Regions from separate parts of the Homo sapiens genome. Here all the other regions are linked to region 4. A link is a contact called in ENCODE Hi-C or POLR2A ChIA-PET data. All regions are on one chromosome and are shown on one strand. Each heading gives the region's core, a stretch centred on a gene start or an enhancer-like site at or near the end of the contact. The rest is flanking DNA. Distances are from core to core; before and after follow the strand shown.

Evidence for each region. A loop is a pair of places that touch in the nucleus more often than their neighbours do. ChIA-PET counts read pairs that join two places held with the same protein, here RNA polymerase II (POLR2A). Pooled maps may share reads with other maps.
Region 1: a pooled map shows a loop between it and region 4 (9-fold over the local background). The contact joins the promoter of BAZ1B here to the promoter of GTF2I in region 4. A Hi-C loop is called at or near these places in 4 of 37 single-sample maps with no recorded cell type and 11 of 50 pooled maps. POLR2A ChIA-PET finds 5 or more read pairs at or near these places in 2 of 52 experiments (GM12878 and H1).
Region 2: a loop to region 4 is called in a map of naive thymus-derived CD4-positive, alpha-beta T cell, with 18 times the contacts of the local background. The contact joins the promoter of RHBDD2 here to the promoter of GTF2I in region 4. A Hi-C loop is called at or near these places in 1 of 168 maps with a recorded cell type or tissue (naive thymus-derived CD4-positive, alpha-beta T cell) and 7 of 50 pooled maps. POLR2A ChIA-PET finds 5 or more read pairs at or near these places in 2 of 52 experiments (T-cell and activated naive CD8-positive, alpha-beta T cell).
Region 3: a map of naive thymus-derived CD4-positive, alpha-beta T cell shows a loop between it and region 4 (12-fold over the local background). The contact joins the promoter of YWHAG here to the promoter of GTF2I in region 4. A Hi-C loop is called at or near these places in 2 of 168 maps with a recorded cell type or tissue (both naive thymus-derived CD4-positive, alpha-beta T cell), 1 of 37 single-sample maps with no recorded cell type and 10 of 50 pooled maps. POLR2A ChIA-PET finds 5 or more read pairs at or near these places in 2 of 52 experiments (A549 and naive thymus-derived CD8-positive, alpha-beta T cell).
Region 5: a loop to region 4 is called in a map of CD8-positive, alpha-beta T cell, with 14 times the contacts of the local background. The contact joins the promoter of BCL7B here to the promoter of GTF2I in region 4. A Hi-C loop is called at or near these places in 1 of 168 maps with a recorded cell type or tissue (CD8-positive, alpha-beta T cell), 1 of 37 single-sample maps with no recorded cell type and 7 of 50 pooled maps. POLR2A ChIA-PET finds 5 or more read pairs at or near these places in 2 of 52 experiments (BJ and CD8-positive, alpha-beta memory T cell).
Region 6: a loop to region 4 is called in a pooled map, with 2.5 times the contacts of the local background. The contact joins the enhancer-like site here to the promoter of GTF2I in region 4. A Hi-C loop is called at or near these places in 8 of 50 pooled maps. POLR2A ChIA-PET finds 5 or more read pairs at or near these places in 2 of 52 experiments (CD4-positive, alpha-beta memory T cell and OCI-LY7).
Region 7: a loop to region 4 is called in a pooled map, with 6 times the contacts of the local background. The contact joins the promoter of FPASL here to the promoter of GTF2I in region 4. A Hi-C loop is called at or near these places in 8 of 50 pooled maps. POLR2A ChIA-PET finds 5 or more read pairs at or near these places in 3 of 52 experiments (CD4-positive, alpha-beta memory T cell, OCI-LY7 and activated naive CD8-positive, alpha-beta T cell).

Annotation. Positions count from the first base shown.
Region 1 is chr7:73,520,422-73,523,894 of GRCh38, reverse strand. It overlaps BAZ1B (bromodomain adjacent to zinc finger domain 1B), which reads left to right and starts at 1,602. Exons shown (of 20, transcript NM_032408.4): 1 at 1,602-2,068. The coding sequence starts at 1,962. RefSeq lists silencers at 989-1,128, 1,479-2,358 and an enhancer at 1,259-1,418.
Region 2 is chr7:75,876,602-75,880,384 of GRCh38, reverse strand. RHBDD2 (rhomboid domain containing 2) reads right to left here and starts at 1,351. Exons shown (of 4, transcript NM_001040456.3): 1 at 1,125-1,351. The coding sequence starts at 1,302. RefSeq lists silencers at 971-1,150, 1,251-1,500 and an enhancer at 1,047-1,655.
Region 3 is chr7:76,357,702-76,361,259 of GRCh38, reverse strand. YWHAG (tyrosine 3-monooxygenase/tryptophan 5-monooxygenase activation protein gamma) reads left to right here and starts at 2,269. Exons shown (of 2, transcript NM_012479.4): 1 at 2,269-2,538. The coding sequence starts at 2,452. RefSeq lists silencers at 1,935-2,344, 2,665-2,864, 2,948-3,138 and an enhancer at 2,194-2,840.
Region 4 is chr7:74,655,685-74,659,549 of GRCh38, reverse strand. GTF2I (general transcription factor IIi) reads right to left here and starts at 1,832. Exons shown (of 35, transcript NM_032999.4): 1 at 1,482-1,832. RefSeq lists silencers at 673-1,192, 1,263-1,552, 1,573-1,752, 2,123-2,282 and enhancers at 1,853-1,902, 1,923-2,042.
Region 5 is chr7:73,555,933-73,559,459 of GRCh38, reverse strand. BCL7B (BAF chromatin remodeling complex subunit BCL7B) reads left to right here and starts at 1,770. Exons shown (of 6, transcript NM_001707.4): 1 at 1,770-1,973. The coding sequence starts at 1,882. RefSeq lists silencers at 1,495-1,734, 1,785-1,894, 1,915-1,964, 1,985-2,434.
Region 6 is chr7:76,292,078-76,295,883 of GRCh38, reverse strand. No RefSeq gene overlaps it. Among named protein-coding and RNA genes, the nearest start is that of HSPB1, 8.7 kb to the left of the region's middle. RefSeq lists enhancers at 1,091-1,230, 3,581-3,806 and a cis regulatory region at 3,720-3,806. Within about 2 kb of position 1,488, at least 33 of the 41 ENCODE cell types and tissues checked have a DNase peak (open chromatin) inside an H3K27ac peak, as active enhancers do.
Region 7 is chr7:76,315,924-76,319,652 of GRCh38, reverse strand. It overlaps FPASL (fibroblast proliferation associated lncRNA), which reads right to left and starts at 1,406. Exons shown (of 2, transcript NR_186616.1): 1 at 1-1,406. RefSeq lists enhancers at 543-1,539, 1,888-2,067, 1,540-2,536 and a silencer at 1,368-1,607.

The sequences.
Region 1 (3,473 bases), core at 353-2,852, 1.1 Mb after region 4:
CCGCCCGCCTCGGCCTCCCAAAGTGCTGGGATTACAGGGGTGAGCCACTGCGCCCGGCCCAGACGTACCTATTAAAGAGACATCCTGGCTGGGCACAGTGGGTCACGCCTAATCTCAGCACTTTGGGAGGCAGAGGCGGGACAATTGCTTGAGGCCAAGAGTTCGAGACCAGTCTGGGCAACAAAGTAAGACCCTGTCTCTACAAAAAAAATAAAAAATAAAAGGTAGATCCAATTCATTCAAATAGTATTCACTAGCACCTACAATGTTCCGAGCCAGGTGCTGAGTATCATGGGAGAAAAAAAAAAAAAGCCAGAGTCACAGCTCTGGCAGGGCGTGGTGGCTCACGCCTGTAATCCCAACACTTTGGGAGGCCGAGGCGGGTGGATCACCTGAGATCAGGAGTCCGAGACCAGCCTGACCAACATGGTGAAACCCCGTCTCTACAAAATACAAAAAATAGCCGGGTGTGGTGGCGCGCACCTGTAGTCCCAGCTACTCGGGAGGCCGAGGCAAGAGAATAGCTTGAACCCGGGAGGGAGAGGTTGCAGTGAGCCGAGACTGCACCACTGCACTCCAGCCTGGGCAACAAGAGTGAAACTCCGTCTCAAAAAAAAAAATAATGATAATTTTGGGAGGCCTAGGCGGTCGGATCACCTGAAGTCGGGAGTTTGAGACCAGCCTGACCAACATGGAGAAGCCCCGTCTCTACTAATAATACAAAATTGGCCGGGCGTGGTGGTGCACGCCAGTAATTCCAGCTACTTGGGAGGCTGAGGCAGGAGAATCTCTTGAACCCGGGAGGCGGAGGTTGCGGTGAGCCGATATCGCGCCATTGCCCTCCAGCCTGGGCGACAGAGCGAGACTCCGTCTCAAAAAAAACAAAAACCAAAAACCAAAAAACTAAGTACGTCTTTTAATCTATTTCTCCAAAGAAGCTTCTATATTCTACTTTCCAGCCAGCCCCTAGAAACAAGCAGTATACTTCTACCCAGATCTCAACCACACTCCCGCCCAGAAGTTAACTCTGGGGTGAGCAAAGCTGGCCCCCACGTTGTCCTTCCGCAGAACCTTTGGTAGGGTAAGCTCCCGGGGCCACTTCCCGCCAACCCCTCCCTGCAGCCCAGCCCCACCCGCGCATCCCCGGGCGTGGCCGAGCACGGCGCCTTTAAGAAGGGGGAGGCGCCCAAGAGGAAAGACAAAGCCCCTGGCCGCGCGCTCACCCTCCCCCTCCGGCGCACCACACGGACAGTGGTGCCCGGATGTCGGTGTCGCCGTCGGTGACAGATGGCGCAGTATCTGTATATGCGAGGGGCTTCTCCGGCTTGACCTCTTTGAGTTCTCGTCCTCTCCATCCCCCGCTGTCCCCCACTTTTAACTCTGCCGTCGGAGGCCCGCACGCCTATCACGGGCGCTTACATAACGTGACCTTTCACCTCTTCAGACTGCCCTCTAGTGCGCTGCAACCCAACTACGCGACAGGGGCAGGGGGGCGGGACCCAGGCGCGGAGCGGCAGCTCCTCCGAGCCAATAGGCTGTGAGCGCTGACCAGCTCTCCGCCTATTGGAGCATTCGCCACCGGCGCCACGGGGGAGCAAGTTAGTGTGTGCGTTGGCCGGGCCCGGGGGAGGAGGGGAATCTCCCGCCATTTTTCAATAATTTCCTCCGGTGCTGCTGAGGAGGAGTCGTGACTGCCGGCCGCCGGGACCCGAAGCGGAGGTCGGCGGGGGGCTGCTGGGAGGCGCGGCGGTGTGCGCGGGAGCTCTGCGCCGTGGCGTTCCGCTCCATGACTGTCGCGCGGCCGCGCCGGCGGTGAGGGAGCCGGAGTTCGCGCCGCCCTCTCACCCCTCCCTTCCCCCACCCCACCCCCGGGCGCCTGGCGCTCGCTCCGGGCCGCGGGGCCTAGTGCTGCGCCGCGGGGCCGGCCCCAGCAGCCGCCAGTCCCCACCGCCGCCGCCGCGATGGCGCCGCTCCTGGGCCGCAAGCCCTTCCCGCTGGTGAAGCCGTTGCCCGGAGAGGAGCCGCTCTTCACCATCCCGCACACTCAGGAGGCCTTCCGCACCCGGGAGTATCCTTTTCCAGCCGCGCGGGCCGGGCTGGGCCGGGCTGGGCCGGGGTAGGGCCTGGGGCTCGCGAGACCAGGTCAGCCGCGCATCCCCGGCCCGGGGCAGCTGTCAGCGCGCCCCGGCCGCTCGCGGGCCTGGAGGCTGAGTCTCAGCCTGCGCCCGCCGATCCTTCCAGGGGATCCGGCGGGGGGCGCGCACCGGCCCTGGAAGGAGAAGGGCCCGCTTCGGCCGCCCCCGGGGCCCCGCACTTTGTCCCGGGGCCTCGCCGGCGAGGAGCGCATCCCCCATCCCCATTACCTTCCCCGGGTTGGCTTTAGGCCTTGAGGACCCGAGAGGGAGGAGGAGGCGTGGGGAGGGGGAGCTAGGTTTTCTCCTTTAATTTTTACAAAAATTTTTTAAAAATTTAAATGAAACCTGCAGCTTAAGTTTTGAAATTGTACTCGCGCGGCCTCGTGATGCGGCGTGTGCAAGACTCAACTGCGTCTTACCCCGATCTCTGCGGGGATACTTGGCGTTTTTTTCGTCTCCCGAGGGGACTTTAGGCCGGGGATGAACTGACAGGACCCTGGGGCAGAAAACTAGGAATGAGATTCCCCGCTTAGAGGAAAGGGAGGGAAGGAAACTGCCTGTGGAGGAGCTGATGCCTGCCTTCCCTGGGCAGACACAGGTTTGAAATTTTGAAGGTTTAGAAGGAGATTGGTATTTGTTAAAATTAAACAAACAAAAAAACCAAGACGTGAAGTTTTTATGTTGTATTTTAGGAACATGAAATTGGATGTTTTACAAAGGAAGCATCCTCTCGTCATGACTAAGATTTCTTGCATAAGCATTATCTTTTAGTGAAAAGTTGTGCAGCTTTTATTTGCTTTTTTTTAATGGGTGCCAGAAGAATCGTTTTTGAGGCTTATCTGTAAAAAAAACAAAAACGATTTCGGAATCAAGCATTTCTTTGGTGACTGAAAGCTTTAAGAGTGAAGGCTAATGTGTTATGAGTTTTCTCAGCCCCTTCTGTTCGGAAGGACTTCATTTCTCAGTTTCTTGCTTGCTTCTGTATAGGAGGAAGTGTCTCTCAGAGTTATTTCATTTCTCCCTGATCCTCACTTTAACGCAGTACTTTAGAGGATAATCTCATTCTTGTTGGAGTGCAATTTGTGAGTGTCCCTTTGTGGGGAGTATACACACAAAGGGGCCTGGAAAATCAGTCCATGCTGGAGGAAGGCTCTTGGAGAAATAGAGCTGTAGCATCTTGGAGCTGAAGTGGATCTTGGAGGTGGTCGGGTCCTCGGGCTTGGTTTGCTGAGTTGGCCCAGAGAGTGGAGGTTGACTTGTTGAAGGTCAAATGATGAAAGAGGAGTAGAATCCACCGCTCTTCCTACCTCATCCCTGTAAGTCAATCAACAGAAGAAG
Region 2 (3,783 bases), core at 102-2,601, 1.2 Mb before region 4:
CTATGTATACCTAGGGTGGGGGGAACAGTTTTAGATTGGAGTGGGGAAGCAGGCTATGGAACCATATACCTCAGTCTGGCCATCACCAGAGGCTTCATTATCTGAAGAGTACTTCATTATTTGTTGAGTATTTCCAAAACTGAAATTCCAAGTATAAACATGAAAAGATTCTAGAAGCAACTGTACATGATTTGGAGATTATCTACCCGAAGGCTCTAGTTCCAAAACATCACAGAATAAAAAAAAAAATATAGATTCCTATCTCAATTGCATGACGCAACAGCTCTGCGATTCTCTGCATGAAACCTCAATCTTATCTAGATAACGGGCCAATAACAGGTCCTACGTCATGGGATCCTTGTGAGGGTTAAACGAAATTAATACATATCAGTGTGTGTGCTTTGCAAAACAGCAGGAGATATGCAAATTTCCTGTGTTCCTCTCGAGAAAATGAGGAAGACACGGAGACTAGGAATGTCTTTCAGGAATGGATGTTTATACTTAATTGGTCTGCAAAATTTCTCTCCCCTAGAGAAAAACAAACACTTCTCTCCAAAGGCAGAAGACACCCTGGTACCCCCATGAGCTGGGAATGGCAGTCAAGATTAAGATACAGATGAAAAAGCAGAAGAAATTCCAAATCTCAAGAGGGCAGGACGTTTATAGGGCTTATAGGGGTTTGTGGATAAAGTCCAATTGTCGTGATGTAGGTGAGAGAAAAACGTTTTTCAGTGGGGCTTAGGCCTAAAGCAGACGTAGGTGTGTATGTGAAATGGGAGGGGGAGACGAAAAATCTTTACCCTTGGAGAGCGAGCATGGATTTGCTAGCGAATGGATTTGGGGCCTTAACCAGTCTGGTGGCGACAGGGAAGGGAACAAATTCGGGTAGGGAAGGGATTACAGTGATGACGAAGATGGGGTCTGCAGACAAAGGTGTGGAACACGGAGAGCAAGAGACGGTGCTGGAGGTCGGTCCTCCGGGGGGCGGGCATGGTGATGAGGACCGAGACAGGGGGAGACTGGCGGTGAGGCCTGAAGGGGCGAGTCCCGGAGGCTAGAGCCCAGGAACCGGCAAAGTCGGAGGACAAGGACTCGCCCCGCGATCCCGGCCCGCCCCTGCTCACCTTGCCAGTTGCGAAGGGCCTCGGACTTCAGCGTGAGGCCCGAGGGCGCCAGGGGCTGCTGCAGCAGGAACAGGCGAGGCCCGGAAACCAGCAGCGAGAGCAGCGCAGTGAAGAAGGTGGCGGATGGCACCTCGGGACACAAGCACCAGCTGCGACACCCGGGCCCCGAGGCCGCCATGGCCGCCGTCGTTCCCGCGCCCCGCCTCGACGCCGGCTGCCGGTCCTCTGCTCCTTCCGCCTCCTCGCGGCAGTTTCCCTTGGCAACAGCAGAGGAGCCGGCCGGAGGCCACGCCTCCCAGAGGCCCCGCCCCATGCCAAGTTGTCCAATCCGGTAGCGCCGATCAGCCCCCCCCCCCCCCCCCCCCGTGCGTGGGAGGCCGGGACGGGGGGAGGGGGGTCGGGGCCACTTCCGGGTAGGAATGTTCCAGCACCGTGTTTGATTCCATCCTACTCGGGCTGGTACTGAAACTGCTCCTATAAACTTTAGGAAATTAATCAGGGAAGAAGGGAGGGGGAAAAACGAAAATAAACGAAGCTTGCAGCACACTCTGCGTTCATCACTAGGTCACCTTGCTCTCCGACCTGCTTGCTCATAGCTCTGTGTATCAGCTATGATAGGTGCCCATCGTCTGTCCTAGAATCACGTAGACCCTGTCACAAGATTACAATTCCCCTTAACTCCATAGATAACAACTTGAACATTATGAAACGTTTTCCCTTGGAGATATTCTTTCAGGTCCCGCATACCAGCATAATTACTGACACCAGTTGTTCTGAAGGAGCCCACAGAAGCAAGACTCAATGGGGACTGCAGTTTCCATATCCTGAGGATTTCAACCCCCTTACCCTGACCAGTCGATGACCCCAATTTTCCAGCCCCTCACCCTTCACAATGCCCTTTAAAATCCCAGCCCGGAACTCCTTGGGGAAGATGGATTTGTTGGTCTCCCTGCGTCTCCTCCTAGGCACCCTGCCATCTTTAAACCCTTTTTCTGCTGATAACCCTGCTTCCTCAGTGTAACTGGTCTGTTATTGCACAGCGGGCCTAGGCACCTGTTGGTCCTGTAATAATACCTCATGATTATTATGCCTTACAGCTCACAGAACTCTTTCATATCACGATCTTCCCATCTGTATTCATCCCTATTACACCAAAGAGGAAACAGGACTAGGGAGGGCCCTGGGTAATTCAGTTACATGGCAAAGACAGAATTAGAACTCAGTTCCTCCTGCTATGGCCCGGAATTGGCCTCCAGTACAGCCAGGGGCAGCTTTATCTTCATATTGAAGAAAAGGGGCAGGAGGCTGGGCACGGTGGCTCACGCCTGCAATCCCAGCACTTTGGGAGGCCGAGGCGGGCGGATCACGAGGTCAAGAATTAGAGACCAGCCTGGCCAACATGGTGAAACCCCGTCTCTAATAAAACTACAAAAATTAACCCGGCATGGTGGCGCGTGCCTGTAATCCCAGCTACTCCGGAGGCTGAGGCAGGAGAATCGCTTGAACCCAGGAGGCGGAGGTTGCAGCAAGCCGAGATCGCACCACTGCGCTCCAGCCTGGGTGACAGAGCAAGACTGTATCTCGGAAAAAAAAAAAAGGAAAAGGGACAGGAAACGGGAGAGGGATTCAATGGAAGGGACTCAAAAGTTAGGGATGTAATAGAACACTCATAACCGAGATCTATTTCAGCACTTTACAGTTTGAAAAGTGCTTTTGCTGGAGAACAGCTGTTTAAGGTAGACCTTCCTTTTTTTTTGACAAGAGTCTCACTCTGTCACCCAGGCTGGAGTGCAGTGGCGTGATCTCTGCTCACTGCCACCTCTGCCACCCAGATGCAAGTGATTCTTGTGCCTCAGCCTCCCGAGTCCCAAGTAGCTGGGACTACAGGTGTGCATCACCACGCCCAGCTAATTTTTGCATTTTTAGTAGATATGGGATTTCACCACATTGGCCAGGCTGGTCTCGAACTCCTGACCTCAGGTGATAAGCCTGCCTTGACCTCTCAAAGTCCTGGAATTACAGACATGAGCCACTGTGCCCAGCAGTACCTTCAAGGGTACTACCTTTTTCGCTTTCTCCAGTGACCCTGCCCAGTACTCCCTCCCCTCACATGGTAGAAGTATTTGGCTCCTTCCCCACACACCCACCCTAGTGTTATCAGCTCCTTGCCCTTGGCTGCAGGCTTTGGTTTGACTCAGCTGTAACTGCTGCCCCCCATAGCTTAGAAGCTCCTGCTGGCTCTGAAGGAAGGAGGCTAAATTTTGGGGCTTGTGTGTCCTGCTTCAGTAGCACAATCATAGCTCACTGCAGCCTTGACCTCCCGGGCTCATGGTATCCTCCTGCCTCAGCCTCCCAAGTAGCTGGAACCACAGGTGCGTGCTACCGCACCTAGCTAGCTGCTTCTTTTTTGTAGAGATGGGATCTTGCTCTGTTGCCCAGGCTGGTCTTGAACTCCTGGGCTTAGGCAATCGTCCCGCCTTGGCCTCCCAAAGTGCTGGGATGACAGGTGTGAGCCACCATGCCTAGCCTGTTGTGTGCTTTTTATGTAGTTACTCATTACATTTTCACAACCCTTGTGAGGCTGGTTCTGTAATTACGCCCGTTTTACAGATGAAGCAATGGAGATACAGAGAAGTTAAGTAACTTAAAATTAGGCAAC
Region 3 (3,558 bases), core at 1,020-3,519, 1.7 Mb before region 4:
GGCACAATCTCGGCTCACTGCAAGCTCCGGAGAGGTCACTTGGCTTCTTGGTTTCCATGCCCCTAACCTTGAAGGAGACGCAGCCCAAGGGCTCAATAGTAATGTCAAAGAACACGGTGGGATTGACCATGGCCAGTAGTAGAGTACTCCTGGCAGCAGCAGAGTCTGCAAAGCTCACTTTTTTTTTGTTTTGTTTTTTGATATGGAGTTTCGCTCTTGTTGCCCAGGCTGAAGTGCAATGAAACGATCTCGGCTCACTGCAACCTCCACCTCCCAGGTTCAAGCAATTCTCCTGCCTCAGCCTCCCAAGTAGCTGGGATTACAGGTGCCCACCACCACACCCAGCTAATTTTTGTATTTTTAGTTGAGATGGGGTTTTGCTACGTTAGCCAGGCTGGTCTCGAACTCCTGACCTCAGATGATCCACCCGCTTCGGCCTCCCAAAGTGTTGGGATTACAGGTGTGAGTCACCGTGCCAGGCCAAAGCTCACTTCTTTTTTTTTTTCGAGACGGAGTCTCGCTCTGTCACCCATGCTGGAGTGCAGTAGAGGGATCTCAGCTCACTGCAACCTCCGACTCCCGGGTTCAAGTGATTCTCCTGCCTCAGCCTCCCGAGTAGCTGGGATAACAGGTGGGCACCACCACGCCCAGCTAGTTCTTTTGTATTTTTTGTAGAGACAGGGTTTCACCATGTTGGCCAGGATGGTCTCGATCTCCTGACCTTGTCATCCGCCCGCCTCGGTCTCCCAAAGTGCTGGGATTACAGGTGTGAGTCACCGTGCCCAGCCTTTAAAAAACTTTTTATTTTATTATTTGTTTTTGAAACGGAGTCTTGCTCTGTCGCCAGACTGGAGTGCAGTGGCGCAATCTCAGCTCACTGCAACCTCAAAACTCACTCCTTACTGACTTCTAGCATACTGTACATATCTCACCTATTTTCTTGGGCAGGGATTTTTGTCTGTTTTGTTCACTACTGTACCTCGTGGCTTAGAATAGGGCTTGGAACACAGTAGCTTCTCATAGATAATTGTTGAATACATAAAGTAAATAAAATGTGCAGTCAAAACTATCAGGCCTGCAGGCATGGTGGCTCACATCTGTAATCCCAGCACCTTGGGAGGCCGAGGCGTGAGGATCGCTTGAGCCCAGGAGTTCGAGACCAGCATGGGCAACAAAGCTAGACCCCCGTCTCTACAAAAAAGCAAAACAAAGCAAAAAAACCCATGCTATCTGCAAGCTATGTGGAATAATATGAACGAGAATATATCAGCGTGACCTCAGTAGGTATGTATGTCTTAGGAGGGGAGAGAAGGGCTGGACAACCAAGCCCTAGACGCAGCCCAGTTAGATGTGGAGTAGGCTCCTGGTAGCTGAACTCAATCTTTAGCACTCCACCCTGGAGAGGAAGAAGGGGTTCTCCAGGGTCAGCCAGCAGACAGCTGCATCCTTTCTGGAAATCAACCACTGTGGCCAGCCGGTATTTGTCGTTCGTCCATGTTTTCACCTATTCAGGCCCAAGAGCCTCAAGGTGGGGTGGGGGGTTTAATGGAAGCTCGTAGGGGGTGGAGGTGACAGTCCCCAGGGTCTGGCCCCTTAATTCGGCCATCCCGCGGGCAGGCACCACACTGAGAGTCTGGATCTACAATGGACGCGCCTCCTGTCCTTCCCCCACCACGACCTGCTACGTGATCTCGGAAACAGGGTCTAGGACTGAGGCCCCTGCCCCCTCCTCTCGTAATTTCCCGGAGAATATGGGGCGGGGCGGTGAATCAGCACTCGCAGGGACTGATGCAGCCCTGATCCCCGCCAGGGGTCCCCAGCGGCCTCGGGATTCGAAGCACCCCCCCCCGTCCTCCTGCGCCTGCGCGCTATGTCCGCTGGGAGTTGTAGTCTTGACCGCCCCTTTGTCCTTGGTCTCCTCAGCGCCTCAGTGCACTGCAGGTTACACTACAACTCCCAGGGGCCCATGCGTCCGAGGGCTGGCGGGGCGGGAGGCTCAAGGGGGAGGCGTAAGGGGGCGACTGGAGAAGCTGGGGTGAGGGAACTGGGGAGTGAAGTGAAAAAAGGGGAGAGTGGGGGCGCAGTGGGAAAGGACGGGGTGCCCGGAAGACGCGCAGTGAGCCCAGCTGGGGAGCGGGGAGTTCTAGCCGCGGCCGGGCTCGGGCGGGGCATGGGCGGGGCTTGCGGACGGGTGGGCGGGGCCTGCCTTCGTCATGCGGCGTGGGCGGGGCCGCAGGGGGTTGTCCGTCAGTGGCACGCACAGCAGCCGCAGCCGCCTCGCGCCCGGTCCCGCGGTCGCAGCTCCAGCCGCCTCCTCCGCGCAGCCGCCGCCTCAGCTGCTCGCTCTGTGGGTCGGTCCTCTCCGGCACTTGGGCTCCAGTCGCGCCCTCCAAGCCCTTCAGGCCGCCCCAGTGTCCTCCTCCTTCTCCGGCCAGACCCAGCCCCGCGAAGATGGTGGACCGCGAGCAACTGGTGCAGAAAGCCCGGCTGGCCGAGCAGGCGGAGCGCTACGACGACATGGCCGCGGCCATGAAGAACGTGAGTGTCTCCTCCCCTCCCCCGCCGCTCCCTGCCCCTCCGAAGACGCGGTCCTTGGCGTGGAAGGCCCGGGGCTTCGTCGCCCTGTCGCGATGGCGGGTTGACCGCCCCGTCTCGCTCACTGAGGGGGGCTGGGGAGGGTCCCGAGAGGCGACGGGAACCCGGGCTGTGACGCGGCCTCTTTTCGGAGTCCCCGTGGCCCCGCGGCGCTGCCATTCAGGCCCGGCGCGGGCGCGGGCCGGGGCGAGGTCCCGCGGGGCTGGACTTGGGAGCGGGGTCTCCGGCCCCCGCGGCTCTAGGGGTGCAGGGGACCCGAGCGGGGAGGCGTGCGCATCCTTTGTGCCCCACTTCCCCCCTCCTCCTAGCCTGGGCGTGGGGGCGGGGGACCGCATGGATGCGGTTCCTCTTTCTCTCCCTGGTGTCTGGGCGGCGCCTTTCCCATTCACTCAGCAGGTCTCCCGGTTTTCCACCTCCCCAGCCCCCCCAGAATCTTCCCCACTGTCTGTCCCGACACATCCCTGAGAATCTTCCCAGAAACATTGTATAGGGTCTCTTGAAAACCTGAGCTCCGTGGTGCAAAATCGAAACCACCTTGCTCACGTTTTTCTTAACAAAAGGCTCTTCTTTCTCCATTCGCCCAAAGCAAGTCCTCCGGCTTTTAGGAAGGGAGAACGTTTGTCTCGCTAGCGTTTTCATTGATCATTCTCAACATGTCATCTCCATTTTATTCCCTAATGTTTTTGTATTGAAAAGGGTAGGTATTGCCTGTAAAATTAAAAGGTGGTGAATGTAGCTGACTGGTTCGATTCGTGTGACATATGCCGTTTCTTTTTTGAATACAGGCACGCGTCTGTTGAAATTCCTATAAGTTGGGGGAAAAAATATTCTGTCTGATCTGATAGTGCAAACAAAGCCGTGGTGAGAGGCAGTATCAAGTCATTCCAGAAGATTCTGCATTTGTCATATTGCAGAGAGCCTAGACTGGGTGGAGGCTGGGAGGAGTTATTTTAAAGGGGAAAA
Region 4 (3,865 bases), core at 583-3,082:
GGGCGTGGTGGGCACGCCTGTAATCCCAGCTACTCAGGAGGCTGAGGCAGGAGAACGGCTTGAACCCGGGAGGCAGAGGTTGCAGTGAGCCGAGATCACACCAGTGCACTTCAGCCTGGGCCACAGAGTGAGACTCCATCTCAAAAAAAAAAAAATTAGCAGGGCATGATGGCATGCGCCTGTAGTCCCAGCCACTGAGGAGGCTGAGGCAGGAGGATCGCTGGAGCCCAGGTGTTGGAGGCTGCAATGTGCTATGATTGTGCCACTCTGCGCTTCAGCCAGGGCAACACAGAGAGACCCTGTTTCTAAAAAAAAAAAAGAAAATTAAGCCGAAAGCGATGGCTCACACCTGTAATCCCAGCACTATGGGGGGCCAAGGTGGGAGGATCGCTTGAGCCTAGGAGTTCAAGACCAGCCTGGGCAACAAAGTGAGAACGCATCTCCACAAATAATTTTTTTTAAAAAAAGGAGGTCAGTAGTCAGCAAGAGCTGCGCATCGCCAAGAGTGGACACTACTCCAACAGCACCCCACCTGTGAACATCCCCAGCCGCAAATCAGCGCAAATCCATAACCTAGGGAGGACAAAATTCGCTACACGAAAAAGCAAAAGCTGGATTAAGAAAAAGTGGAGAAGTCGGGGAGCGGGAAGGAGACAGCTTTTTCCATTTCATTTTCCTTCTTCCTCTGCACTCCCGTCGTCTGGGTGCTGGCTGAACCCAGACGGCTTAATTTTCATGGCCTAAAGCTGAAGTTTTCCTTCCGGTCATTGTGTTTATTTCCCCCAAAGAACAGGCCCCGCGGGGCAGGCGCGCCGGGCCGGCCCGGGACAAAGCCCACTGCGGACTCCACCTGGGAGCGGGGCGGGGCGGGGGACAGCGCTCCCGCTCCCCCGCCCGCCGCAGTTACCAGGCAACGCGCGGCCCCGCCCCCGCGCCGGTTGGCCAATCCCGCGCGTCTGCTGCCCCGGCGCAGGAGCCCCAGATACACCAGGCGAGCGCGACCCCACGACGGCTCGGGCCTGGCACCGCGCGCGCCCCCGCACCGCCTAGCCGGCCAATCAGCGCGGCGGGGCATGCGCAGCCCGCAGGGCCGCTCGCTCGCTCGCGCGCGGGATCGCACGCGCGAGGCGCCCCCCCACCGCACGCCGGTCGGCGCGCGCGCCCCTCCCCCACGCGCACTGAGGCGCGCGCGTGCCACTGTCGTCCCCCGCGACCGCGTCCGTGCCGCCCCACCCCCATCGCCTCGTTTCGGCCACTGCCAAGGCCGGCGGGGCTCGAGACCCGGCGAGGCGGTGGGGGTGGGGGTAGGGGGAGGCGGCACGGGCGCCCCCCAAGGCCCCACACCGCGCGCGGCGGGCCGCGGCTCCCAGGCCCCTGTCCCTGCAGGCCCCGGCGGGGCAAAGTCTCTAATAAAGGCCCCCGCTCGCAATGGCCCCCGAGGCGGGGGCGGGGGGCGCGGGGATGAGGCGAGAGGGACTCACCCGAGTGCGGCCGCCTCCAGGCAGCTCCGGGGCCGGGGGTGCCGAGGGGAGGCGAGTGTGGGCCGCGCGCGGGCTGCGGCCGCCGCGGAGCAGCCTCGGCTGAGGGGAGCTGGCGAGCGGACGGGAGGCGAGAGGGGGCGAGGGGCCCGTGCGTGTCGGTCGCGCTCCTGTCACCGCCGCATGGCCGCCCCGCAGGCAGGGCCTCGCTCAGCGCCTTGATCCGATCACTGGGGGACAGAGGCAGAGGCCGGGGTGACCGCGGCAGGCGGGCGGCCGCGGCTGGAGAGCGCGTGCGGGGAAGCGGGGGGGCGACCGGTGGCCCCTTTTCTCTGCTCTCCCAGCTTCTCTCTCACCCTCCTCCTCCTCCTCCTTTTTTTTTTCTTTTTTTTCTTTTTTTTTTTTTTTTTTTTTTTTTTTGTTCCTCGAAGGCGCGTTGCGCCTGCGCATCCGCAGCGCCGCCCAGCGGGAGTTGTAGTTTCGGATGCGTTCCCCGTCAACGCGGCGGCGGCGGTCGTGGACTACAACTCCCAGGAAGCACCGCGCCGGCTAGCCCCGAACCCGAGGACGAGGCAAGCGCGGCGCCCGGCCCTCTCCAGCAAGGGCTGTCAATGGAGGCGAGGGTGGTGGGAGCGAGAACATGGCTGCACCTGGGGCCTGCGCGGCCGCCCGGGTGGGGGAGGGGAGCCGGGGTGCAGAAACGGAAATCTGGACGGGTGGTGGCTCCGGCGTCGTCCCCACCGAGCGCCAGCCGCCGTCCAAGTCCGCCACTTGCTCTTGCACCCCACATTCCTTGCAAATTGCGAGGCAGGGAAGCTGCAAAAGCCGGGGAGCCCCGGGCTGGGCCGTCGCCCTCCTTGCTCTGCAAAAGGGGAGTCCTTCCGCCTTGCACCACCCTCCAGGACACAAAGAACTCCTCTCTAGTGTTTTCCAAGCTGGCCTCCAAAGAGACCGTTGCCCCCAAGTTCGGACAGGCGAGAGGGGAGGAGACCTTGTGTTTTAATTCCTCCCCCAGACCCTCCGCCTCTATCTCTCCCTCAGGATTTGGAAGGAAACTTGCAAGGGAGTGGGAGCAGAAATCCTGACTCGTAGCTCCTGTTTTGTTCTGTCAACCGCGATGCGATTTAACTCAAACTCCTCCCCCTACCACTATTTTTTGCTTCTCAACTTGAATTAGCCGGTGGGTTTTGAAAATGGAGAGACATTACTGTTCACCTAAGTTAAACTCCAAAACTTTACAACCCCGAGGCCGACGATTTTTAGATGTTTATGTAAAGCACGAGATTGAGTGGTTTTTTGATTCCCGCCCGCCCCCCCACCCAGTACCACCCACTGGGGATTCGGGCCACGACGGCCATCCTCCCCCCACCCGCCGCTTCTCGGTAGGTGGCGACCACGACGCTTTTTCCAGCCTCCAAGCCTTTGTCGCTAGCGAGAAAACTTTCCGAGCAGCCAGTCTTTTGATGTGGGTTCCAAAAACCTTTCCTTTCAATCTGGGTTCTCCGATTGGCATTCCCCATCGTCTCTCTTGCACAGACCGCACCCAATAAAGCCTCCTCTAGAATTTTCATGTTGGATTTTTTTTGAAAAATACATGGAGAGCGTAAAGCTCACCGGAGAAGCAATCTGATTACAGAAGCCTGAATTTTTGCGATTTCCCGGACAATGTCTAGGATCCCTTCGGTCCTTGCCTAATAAGATTGTGACTCTCCTTTGTCGATTGTCTCGAAAGTCATTCATTAAGTTTGCACAAGAGCAACTTTCTTTTTGCACTTGTATTTCATTGACATTTAGTAATATTTAATTAAATTCTCTATTCCCAATACCACGTGCCACTGGCATATATTTAGGAACAAATTTAACTCTTGAGAAGCCTATAACTCACTCTAGTAAGAGCAGCCAGCCTACGAGATGCAGATTTCAGCTGCTGTGGACTTCAGTGAGTATCTTTTGTTGAGAGAGTGGTTTCTCCACCTGGAGGGGTCAGGGAAAGGATTTCCTGGGTATAGTGGAGTCGTGGAGTAGAATTTGGGGGGATGTTACAAAGTGAGTTAGCAAGGCAGAAGTTTATTTAGCCAAGATGACTCTTATCATCGTGAAAACGTTTGGAAGGTAGTTCCTTTCTTCTATGAATTTGTTTAGTGGTTCACAGTGGAATTTTTTTTTTGAGACCGAGCCTCGCTCCGTCACCCACGCTGGAGTGCAGTGGCGCGATCTCGGCTCACGGCAACGTCTACCTCCCGGGTTCAAGTGATTCTCCTGCCTCAGCTTCCTGAGTAGCTAGGATTATAGGCGTGCACTACCACGCCCAGCTAATTTTTGTATTTTTAGTAGAGACGGGTTTCTACTAAACATGTTGCCCAGACTGTTCTCGAACTCCTGACCTC
Region 5 (3,527 bases), core at 521-3,020, 1.1 Mb after region 4:
ATAGCATTTTAAATATGCTTTGGGAAGCTGGACCCAGTGACTCACGTCTGCAATCCCAGCACTGTGGGAGGCCGAGGAAGGAGGATCAATTGAGTCCAGGTGTTCAAGACCAACCTGGGCAACATAGGAAGACCCTGTCTCTACCAAAAAAAAAAAAAAAAAAATGTCAGCGAGGCATGGTGGCCCTCGCCTGTGGTCTCAGCTACACAGGAGGCTGAGGCAGAAGGATCACTTGAGCAAGGCCCTGTACCAAAAAATAAGTAAAAGTAAAAAATAAATATTTTTTTTTCGTCTGAATGTTCTACTAAACTGGAAGCTCAGCCAGTCACAGTGGCTCATGCCTGTAATCCCAGCACTTTGTGAGGATCCCTTGAGACCAGGAGTTCAAGACCAGCCTGGACAACATAGTGAGATCCCCTCTCCACATGAATAAATAAACTGGGCCGGGTGCGGTGGCTCACGCCTGTAATCCCAGTACTTTGGGAGGCCGAGGCAGGTGGATCACGAGGTCAGGAGTTCAAGACCAGCCTGACCAACATGGTGAAACCCCATCTCCACTAAAAATAAAAAAATTAGCTGGGTGTGATGGCGGACGACTATAATCCCAGCTACTCGGAAGGCTGAGACAGAAAATTGCTTGAACCCGGGAGGCGGAGATTGTAGTGAGCCGAGATCACACCACTGTACTCCAGCCTGGGCAAAAGAGCGAGACTCCGTCTCAAAAAAAAAAAGGCCAGGCGTGGTGGCTCACGCCTGTAATCCCAGCACTTTGAGAGGCCAAGGCGGGCAGATCACGAGGTCAGGAGTTCCAGACCAGCCTGACCAACATGATAAAACCCCGTCTCTACTAAAATTACAAAAATTAGCTGGGCGTGGTGGCACCCGCCTGTAATCCCAGCTACTCAGGAGGCTGAGGCAGAAGAACCGCTTGAACCCGGGAGGCGGAGGTTGCAGTGAGCGGAGATCACACCACTGCACTCCAGCCTGAGTCACAGAGCGAGACTCCGTCTCAATAAATAAACAAACTGGAAGCTCTTTGAAACCAAAACCACGTATGTCTTCAGCTTTAGGTACAGAGTCTTGCACAAAATAGACATCTTTTTATTTATTTACTTTAGAGACGGGGTCTCGTTTAGACATGGGGTCTCCATATGTTGCCCAGGCTGGAGTGCAGTGGCTATTCACAGGTGCGATCATATCATAGCTGACGGCAGCCTCAAATTCCTGGGGTCAAGTGATCCTCCCGCTTCAGCCTCCCAAATACTTGGGACTACTAGATACTCGAGAAAAGGCAAGAATGTGGTCTGAATGCTGGGAAAGCAGTTCATCTGGTAAAGAGAGGAGGGGATTCCAGGTGAGGAACAGGTGTGTGCAAAGACCGGAAGCCATCCTTAAGAAAGGCGTGGTTGGAGCACAGCGTAGGAGCCAGAGGGCAAAGGTGCTGGGCAGGAGAGGCGGGAGGACAGAGATGGCGCAGGAGTGCGGTTCCACAGGGTCAGGTTCCTAACACGCTGGCCAGAGCAGGGAGCCGACCTCCAAACTCTCAGGGAAGAGAACCAGGTTGCCCACCGGCGGCACCTCGCACCTCGCCCTGACCACAAGCACGTGCGCCCAACCCGCCTCGCACCCCGGCCCGGGTAGGGGGCTCAGGGGACTCCCGGGGCACTCAGGAGGGACGCCCCGGGCGGGGCGCGCAGGCGCGCTGAGGCCGTGAGCCCCAAGGGGCGGGCGGGTGCGCGCGCTTTCTCGCGCACGCGCGCACGGAGGGGGCGACGGCCGCTGTGACGCTGCGGCGGCGGCGGGCGGGCGGCGGCGCGTGAGGCGCGCGATCCCCGGTGTCTTGGGAGCAGTGCCCCGGCCCCCGCCGCTCCCGCCGCCGCCATGTCGGGCCGGTCGGTCCGGGCGGAGACCCGCAGCCGGGCCAAGGACGACATCAAGAAGGTGATGGCGGCCATCGAGAAAGTGCGGAAATGGTGAGGGGCCGGAGCTTAGGGGGCTGGCGGGGGTCGCGGATCCAGGCCCTGAGGAGCGTGGGACTGGCGGGTCAGGTGGGAGCCGACCGGCCGGCGCTGGGGGAGGGGGGTGCGGGAGAAGGCGGGAGGAGGGCGCCGCTGGCGTCGGCGTGAGGTCAGAGGGCGCGCCGGCCGCGGCCAATCAGCGGTCCTCCCGGCTCGCGGGCCCGCCCACCTGCTGCGGCTGCTGCCGCGCGCCGCCTGGGAGGGGATTCCGGCTTCCGGCCCGGACTGGAGCTGCCTGGCGTCGGTGCCCGCGCCCGGCCCAGCCCGGGGCCCGCCCTCCCCTCTTCCTGGGCAGTGGCCCCGCCTGCGTTTCCAGGCTTCCTCTTGATAATAGCGAGTAGCCCTGGAGTGGTGTCAGCCCGCCAGGCTGAGCGCTCTGCGTATTCAGGCGTTGAAGTTGGGTGAGTTTCTGGGTTAGTCCATCTGTCAAGGGAGCAAGCCTGGTGTCATCCAGAGGGATACCCCTCCCTTTCCCCCAGTAACCGGCCCCTGCGCCGCGAGCTTGGTAGGCATTTTCTCTTGCTGCCCCGGCGGCTGTCAGGAGAGTCCTTTGCAAACTATGTACCAGCCTCCCTCTAATTTCCCTGCTTCTGCTCTTGTTCATTCCCCAGTCCGTTCATCATTTGCACTGTGTGATTTTATTTTTCTCACTTCCAAGTAGCAGAGTGGTCTTTTTAAAGTGCACATCCTTACTTGGGAGGCTGTGGTGGGAGGATTGCTGGGACCCAGGAGTTGGAGGCTGCAGTGAGCTATGATCGTGCCACGGCACTCCAGCCTGGGCTACGGAGAGAGACCCCGTGTCTAAAATGTTCATGGAAGATGCCGATTGAGCCCCTGTTTAGTATCCGGAACTCCGATACATACTATATCGGTGTGTATCGGAGTCATCACATTAAACTTTCACAGCCAACTTCGTCAGCTCTTTTGTATAGCCAATTACTACTAATAATTTAAAAACCCAGGTCTGGCTAGGTGAGGTGGCTCAGGCATGTAATCCCAGCACTTTGGGAGGCTGAGGTGGGCGGATCGCTTGAGGCCAGGAGTTTGAGACCAGCCTGGGCAACATAGTGAGACCCCGTCTCTACAGAAAATAAAAGTTCAAGTAGATGTTACCTCCCGCCAGGAAGCTTTCCTTAACTCCTCCCATCCCTTTACCTCCTTTAAGGTCGTTGGTACGTTGGACTTTATTTGTGTGTTTATCTGTCCATTTCCCCACAAGAGGGAAGTTCCTTCTCTTTTTTATGTCTGAGGGCTTCATATATAGTTGGGTTTCAGTATAAATATTAGTTTAACATACTCATGGTTTTCCTCGTCCACCTTTAATCCTCCGAGGTTTTGGTGAAACCTAAGAACAGGTACACCTTTCTCTTCTCCCCATTTTTGACCCCCCCGCCCCTAGCAGGCTAGGCTGAAGGGCCATCCCCTGTCACCTGGAACTCTGTACCAGCCTCCCTGTAAACTCTCTGCTTCTGCTCTTGCTCATTCCCCAGTCTGTTCATTTGCACTGAG
Region 6 (3,806 bases), core at 239-2,738, 1.6 Mb before region 4:
ACCTGGGCTTACAGGCATGAGCCAAGGCATCCAGCTAGGAGTCCCATTTATTGAGATGAGAAAACTGAGGGTCAGAATGGCCCCAGGGTCACAAAGCTGGTAAGGGTCTCAGACCTCCCTATTCTCCATCCAGCAAGGGGGAGACTTCCCAGACAGTTCAGAGAGGGCTGTGGGCTTCCAGGGCACAGGGGCAGGAGTGCATGTCTTCCAGCCTAACCGGGTGCCTTTTTTCTAGGAGGCTGCACTCTGCCCTCCCCACTGGGCAACCGAGCTGGGCAAGGGGGCCAGGGCTGGGTGGCGGCTCCCACATGCCCCCCTGCCCAGCTGTTCTCTGTCAGTCTGTGGCTGGCTCCAGCATCCAGAGCACTGAGATGCCAGGGGTGGTTTTTCTGGGATAGAGAAGAAAATGCAGGCTGGGCGCAGTGGCTCACGCCTGTAATCCCAGTACTTTGGGAGGCCGAGACGGGTGGATCATGAAGTCAGGAGTTCGAGGCCAGCGTGACCAACAGGGTGAAACCCCGTCTTTACTAAAAATACAAAAATTAGCCAGGCGTGGTGGCATGTGCCTGTAATCCCAGCTACTCAGGAGGCTGAGGCAGGAGAATCACTTGAACCCAGGAGGTGGAGGTTGCAGTGAGCCAAGATCGTGCCACTGCACTCCAGCCTGGGCAACAGAGCAAGACTCTGTCTCAAAAAAAAAAAAAAAAAAAAAAAAAAAAAAGGAAAATTCTAGCCCCAGGGATTTCCCAGAAGCCACCGTGGAGTGGGGTTGGGGGAGGGTGAGAGGGCAGGTCATGGCCCTTCCCCTTCTTCATTGCCCACTGCAAGGTCCAGGGAGTCCTTCATTGGACGGTCCCTCCCCTCATCTCTAGCCCCCAAATGTGGGGTGCTCAGCAGCAGCCCCAAGACTAACCCCCTTCCTTTCCCTGCGCCCAAGGCCTTGACCATGCTGGCCACGCCCTCTGCAGGCCTCTGCCAACTGCGGCTGAACCAGCCCCGCCTTCACTGGCCCCGCCTCAGAGAAAGTGCCAGAGTCTCCAGGCAGCTGCCCGAGCTCCCTGGAGAGGCCTGACAGCTGATGGATGACGCCAGCCCCCGGGCCTGCTGGGAATTGAAAATATGGACGACAGTAATCAGAGCGCCGGGGGTGGGGTAGAGGGGACGCTGGGTCTTTCTGGAAACGTCTAGACACTGTCTCTCTGGGAGTCCGCTTCTAAAAACCCACCTCCAGCCTGCCCCACTCCCTGGACCTCTGGTTTCTGGCTGGACTGGGAGGGGGCCATGCCACCCCCATCACCACTGAAGCGGGGGCCACAGAGGGACCAGGTGGGAGGGCTGGGGATCTGTCCTCCCGCCCCTCCCGCTCTGGCTGTCTAGCTCTGGAGTCTGGGGACCTGGATGTCTTTGACTGCAGCCTTGGCCAAGGGCCGGCATCCGTGACTCATTTTCTTGATCTGTACAATGAAACCATTGGACTGGATGTTCTAAGTCTCCTTCCAGGGCCGTGAATCAACAGTTTCTCCTCCATTCTTCCCCTCCCCTCCAGGTCCCCTGCATTACCCACTCCACAGCCTAAATGCTGCAGGACAGGGCTGTGCACATGGGAAGGGGTGACAAAGATCCCCCGTTTGACCAAACTTTACTCAGACTCTGGAACCTCCTAAGCCCCTCTGCATAAATCCAGTCTTCCCCACCCCCCCGCCGACAGAGTCTCGCTCTGTTGCCCAGGCTGGAGTGCAATGGCGCAATCTCAGCTCACTGCAACCTCTGACTCCTGGGTTCAAGCGATTCTCCTGCCTCACTTAGCCTCCCGAGTAGCTGGGATTACAGGCATGAGCCACCATGCCTGGCTAAGTTTGTATTTTTAGTAGAGATGGGGGTTCACCATGTTGGTCAGGCTGGTCTTGAACTCCTGACCTCAGGTGATCCACCCGCCTTGGCCTCCCAATGTGCTGGGATTACAGGCGTGAGCCACTGCGCCCTGTTCGTAAATCCAGTTTTTGCAAGAAACCTGTTTAGCAAGAGCCGCTCACCCTTGAGATCTGATCACCCTCCAATCAGGTTCCTCATCCTCTACCATCTCCCAGGTGGTGTCTGATCTCCCTGGCTGGCCTTCAGCTAGAATCCTGCTAGGTCAGTTGAGCCAGAACCCCCCAGTATTTCCTCTTAGTAATTTTCCATCCACTCACGCCACCCTGCTCCTGGGCCATAAATTCTCCCTTGCCCGTGCTCTCTTCAGAGTTGAGCCCAATCTCTCTTCCTCCACTGCACAATCCCATTGCAGTCTTGCCTAGATATCTCTTGTGATGATCCTGAATAAAATGTTCCTGCTCGTGCTTTAACGAGTATCATAGAATCATTTTTTAAACAGTGGAGGTAGGAGTGAGGGGAGGACAGGAGACACTCACCAGGCCTGAGATGGGAACGTTCCCTCCCTGTTGGCCAGCTAAGCCTGGATATGACCTGCGCTGCTTTAAATCAGAGTGAGATGGAGAAAAGGGGTGAATGAGGCAGGAGTCCTCCTTAAGCCTGCGGGAGAGTGGGATTCCTATCCCGAGATAGATTTAGATTTCCCCCTTAAGAGAGCCCTAGAAAGTGGGTAGGTGGAGGGGGAGGTAGGAGACCCCCAGGCATCTGGGTCTCTAAGATGCCTCCTTGGGTAGGTGGAGGGGGAGGTAGGAGACCCCCAGGCATCTGGGTCTCTAAGATGCCTCCTTGGGTGAGTGGAGGGGGGCCTGGAGGCCAGCAGGTGCCTGGTGATGGGGCCAGTTTGCTGAGTATTCCCTCAACTGAGAGAGGAAGGCAGGAGGCCCGGGGTCTTCTAGAACGTCTCAAAAAAAGGCAGGCAGGCCGCACGAGGTGGCTCATGCCTGTAATCCCAGCGCTTTGGGAGGCTGAGGCAGGTGGATTGCTTGAGGCCAGGAGTTTGAGACCAGCCTGGCCAACATGGTGAAACCCTGTTCCTACTAAAAATACAAAAATTAGGCCAGGCGCAGTGGCTCACGCCTGTAATCCCAGCACTTTGGGAGGCTGAGGTGGGCAGATCACCTGAGGTCAGGGGTTCGAGACCAGCCTGGCCAACATGGTGAAATCCCATCTCTACTAAAAATACAAAAATTAGCCAGGTGTGGTGGTGCACACCTGTAATCTCAGCTACTCAGGAGACTGAGGCAGGAGAGTCACTTTAACCCGGGAGGTGGAGGTTGCAGTGAGCCGAGATCGTGCCATTGCACTCCAGCCTGGCGACAAGAGTGAAACTCCATCTCAAAAGAAAAAAAAAAACCTACAAAAATTAGCCGGGCATGGTGGTGCAAACCCAAAGTCCCAGCTCTTAGGAGGCTGAAGCTTGAGAATTGCTTGAACCTGGGAGGTGGGGGTTGTAGTGAGCTGAGATTGCACCACTCACTGCACTCCAGCCCGGGTGACACAACGAGACTCTGTCTCAAAAAAAAAAAAAAAAAAGTTGGGGGTGGTGAGGGGATGGGGGACAGGCTGGGACAGCCAAGCTGGGCAGGTGCCCTGTGGCCTGTCACCCTGTCTGGGGCTGTAGGAAACTGATTAAGGAGAAAGGGGAAAATACAGTTGTGAAAACAGGAAACCGGAAAGCTCTGTCCGGCCTCCTGGCTGCTGTATGTGTTGGAAGGAAAAACGTGGTATGGAGTGGGGGCTCCCCTGGGCCCTATCTGAAGAGAGAGAGACCACGAGAGGACCAAGTTTACCCCAAACCAGAAGAGTGCGCCCCAGGCTCAGGACCCTCTGGCGAGAAGTGCCCACATCCTGGGGACGGTCTTCTGCCCGCTGCTCTG
Region 7 (3,729 bases), core at 157-2,656, 1.7 Mb before region 4:
GAAAGCCTCTTTTTACTCACTTAACCTGAAGCCAGATTTTAGAGATGAGGTTTCATTGGTTGTCAGTTTTTTTGTTTTGTTTTGAGACAGGATCTCGCTCTGTTGACCAGGCTGGAGTGCAGTGGTGCAGTCATAGCTCACTGCAGCCTCCACCTGCTGGACTCAAAGCAATCCTGTTTCAGCGTCCCAAGTAGCTGGGCTATCTGGCCTGGCTAATTTTTAAATTCTTTTTGTAGAGACTGGGTTTTACTATACTATGTTGCCCAGGCTGGTCTTGAACGCCTGGGCTTAAGCGATCCTCCTGCCTCGGTCTCCCAAAGTGTTGGGATTACAGGTGTGAGCCACCATGCCCAGCTGGGTTATGTTCTTTAAAGCCAGATAGCAAACTCACTTTTTATTCCATTAGGTTTATCAAAGCAGACTGCCTTCCAAGAGACGGTATTTTTTAGTGTTAAGTTGACAAGGGGTTTTGCCTGCTAAGTTTGCCGAGTAAATCCTCGGACAAGGATTGTGGGTAGTGGGCAGACCAAGAGTGAGAAATATTCTCTTGCCCTAAATCAGGAGACTACATTAGAAACAGACAAGATAGACTCAGGAAATAAAGGCTAAAAGGTATGAAGGACAAGGCAGCTTGTAGCTGACTGCAAGCATTGTGGGGTGAGTCTTTTTTTCATGTAATCTCCCTAAATACCGTCCAAGTCTCCAAGGTCAAACAGATGCCACCTCCCGCTGCTGGGGCGGGGCCACATTGAGTAATAATCATTGCTCCCCGTGGTATGTTAGCACTTCGATTTCTTTCGCCTAGTGGCGACAGAGCCAAAATGAAACTGAGTAAGTACAAAACAGCAAAATAGCATTGGCCGCATCCCTCAGGGCCTCACGCACGCACCAGCCACAGCTGGTCTGGCCGCCCTGCCCCATTCCTTGAGCCACAAAATGCTGCAGTGATGCTGGTTTGCAAAGCCCCAGAGCTAGGTCGGGGGATTCAGCATCCCTCCCGGCCCAGGTCTGGGCCCCCTCCCTACCCCAACCTGGGGGCTCTTGCAGTAGGTCCCCTGCCGACCCTTCCCGGCTCTGAAGCTGGCTTTCCCGGGGATCGCCTCTTCCAGACCCCGGACTCCAACAGCGTCCTCGAGCCCAGCCACCCCCGCCTCCAACCCACCTGGGAGCTCCATCCTCGGCCCTATCTCTGAGCACCTCCCCTCCCCAAACGCCCAGACCCCCGGCCAAGGAAGCCTTTTGCTGCCTGCCGTCTCCCCGAGGGGCCTCCTTTGCATTGGCGAGCCGTTCGTCCCTGGCCCCGGCGTGCACTGGCGCGCCTCTGTCCCCCGGGTTCCTCGACGTAAGACAGGTTTCTAGGACGGTGCAGAGGCCAGGGCGCCCGGACTACGCGGAAGCCCGGATGTGGGCCGGGCGGGACCACGGCTGTGTATGTAGCCCCGCCCCGGGGGCGGCCGCCTTCCCCTCGGGCATGGCAAGAGCCAATCACAGGCCAGCGTGTCCCCGCTCCGCCAATGGTCGGACTGTTGCTAGGGCCTGGGTCCCTGCCCCGAAATCGGCCCGCTTAGCGGCCCCGGGGCTTCATTTGTTGCAGATCCCGCCCTCCAGCCACTGGGGAGCTTTTATCTCCCAACTTCACCCGCTTCTCTCTCCTCCGTCTTCCGCCTCCACCTTTGTTACGTGCTTGGGAGGATGGAGCCTTGGGCTCGTGGTGGGCCCTTGGTCCCACGCCTGCCCTTCAGTTTCTCCATCTGAATAATGACGTGATCTCTCGTGTCCCGGCCCGTACTGGTTGGCTATCCTTTCTTACCTACACATCTCTGCTTCTGAAAACAGCCCTGGGAGGTCTGCGTTGTTCCCAGATTGCAGAAGAGGAAACTCCTGGCCCCCGATGCACACAACAGCTGGGCGGTTTCTGGTGGCTACCTGGGTCTGACGGGTTCCATCACTTTACACGCGGGAGCCATGGTGCAACAGTGAGGGAGGGGGCAGATCTGGTGTCCTGGCGACACTGAGGCCAGGTCCTGCCTCTCTTTGGTATCCCAGGCCCTCCACAGCTAGGTCCCAACCTGCCTGTCCAACCTCCGCTGCCCTCATGCCCCAGGTGTTACAGCCCCATCAGCCTCCTGTGCGCCCTTCAAGGTCCTCTGCTCCAATACCCTTCCCTCCCACGGTCCTGATGATGATAACTGAATCGAACAGTGGCTGCCAGCCAGGGCCAGGGCCCTCCCCCATCATCAGTCCTGAAAGATGTCAGAAATGGAATAAAGACACCCAGTCTCCCCGCTTCCCATCTCCTGACATAGAGTTGTATAATCCCAGGCCGAGAGGGAGTTGAGTTGCCCAAGTCACTATCAAGGCTGGATTTAGGAATTAAAAATCAGCTCCAGTGAGGTTGCTGACTGTTTAGAAAGGTGGGATTTCTGTCGCTCAGCAATGTCTATTTTCTTTTTCTTTCTTTTTTAGAGACAAGGTGTCACTCTGTTGCCCAGGCTGTACTGGAGTGCAGTGGTGCAATCATAGCTCACTGGAGCCTCCAAATCCTGGGCTCTGAGTAGCTGAGACTATAGGTGTGCACCACCATACCCAGCTGATTTCTAAATTTTTTTTGTAGAAACAGTCTCACTGTGGTGCCCAGACTGGTCTCGAGTACCTGACCTCAAGCCTCAGCCTCCCAAAGTGTTGGGATTACAGGTGAAAACCACTGTGCCCGACCCAATGTTTCATTTTCTGAATAAAGGGCTGTTGGGGGACAAAAGCTTAAGAGCTCAGGATTTGGATTCTCATCCCACCATGTCCTAATTAGGTGACATAACCTCTCAAGGTATTTAGCCTTTTAGAGGATCAGTTTCTACATCTGTAAAACGAGAATAATACAACCTACCTCAAAAATGTCTAGCAGTGACTGAGTGCTTACTATCGGCTCTCAGCAGCCTTCTAAAGACTTCACAGTGGCTGGGTGCAGAGGCTCAAGCCTGTAATCCCAGCACTTTGGGAGGCTGAGGCAGGAGGATCGCTGGAGACTGGGAGTTCCAGACCAGCCTGGGCAACATAGCGAGATCCTATCTCTACCAAAATTACAAAATTAGCCAGGCATATTGACAAATGCTTGTGGTCCCGGCTACTTGGGAGGCTGAGGTAGGAGGGTAGCTGGAGTCCAAGAATTCGAGGCTGTAGTGAGCTGTAATGGTGCCATGGCACTCCAGCCTGGGCAACTGAGCAAGATCCTGTCTCAAAAAAAAAAAAAAAAAAGCCAGGCATGGTGTCTCATGCCTGTAATCCCAGCACTTTGGGAGGCCGAGATGGGTGGATCACCTGAGGTCGGGAGTTAGAGACCATCCTGACCAACATAAAGAAACCCCATCTCGGCCCGGCGCGGTGGCTCACGCCTGTAATCCCAGCACTTTGGGAGGCCGAGGCGGGTGGATCATGAGGTCAGGAGATCGAGACCATCCTGGCTAACAAGGTGAAACCCCGTCTCTACTAAAAATACAAAAAATTAGCCGGGCGCGGTGGCGGGCGCCTGTAGTCCCAGCTACTCGGGAGGCTGAGGAAGGAGAATGGTGTGAACCCGGGAAGCGGAGCTTGCAGTGAGCCGAGATTGCGCCACTGCAGTCCGCAGTCCGGCCTGGGCGACAGAGCGAGACTCCGTCTCAAAAAAAAAAAAAAAAGAAACCCCATCTCTACTAAAAATACAACATTAGCCGGGTGTGGTGGCAGGTACCTGTA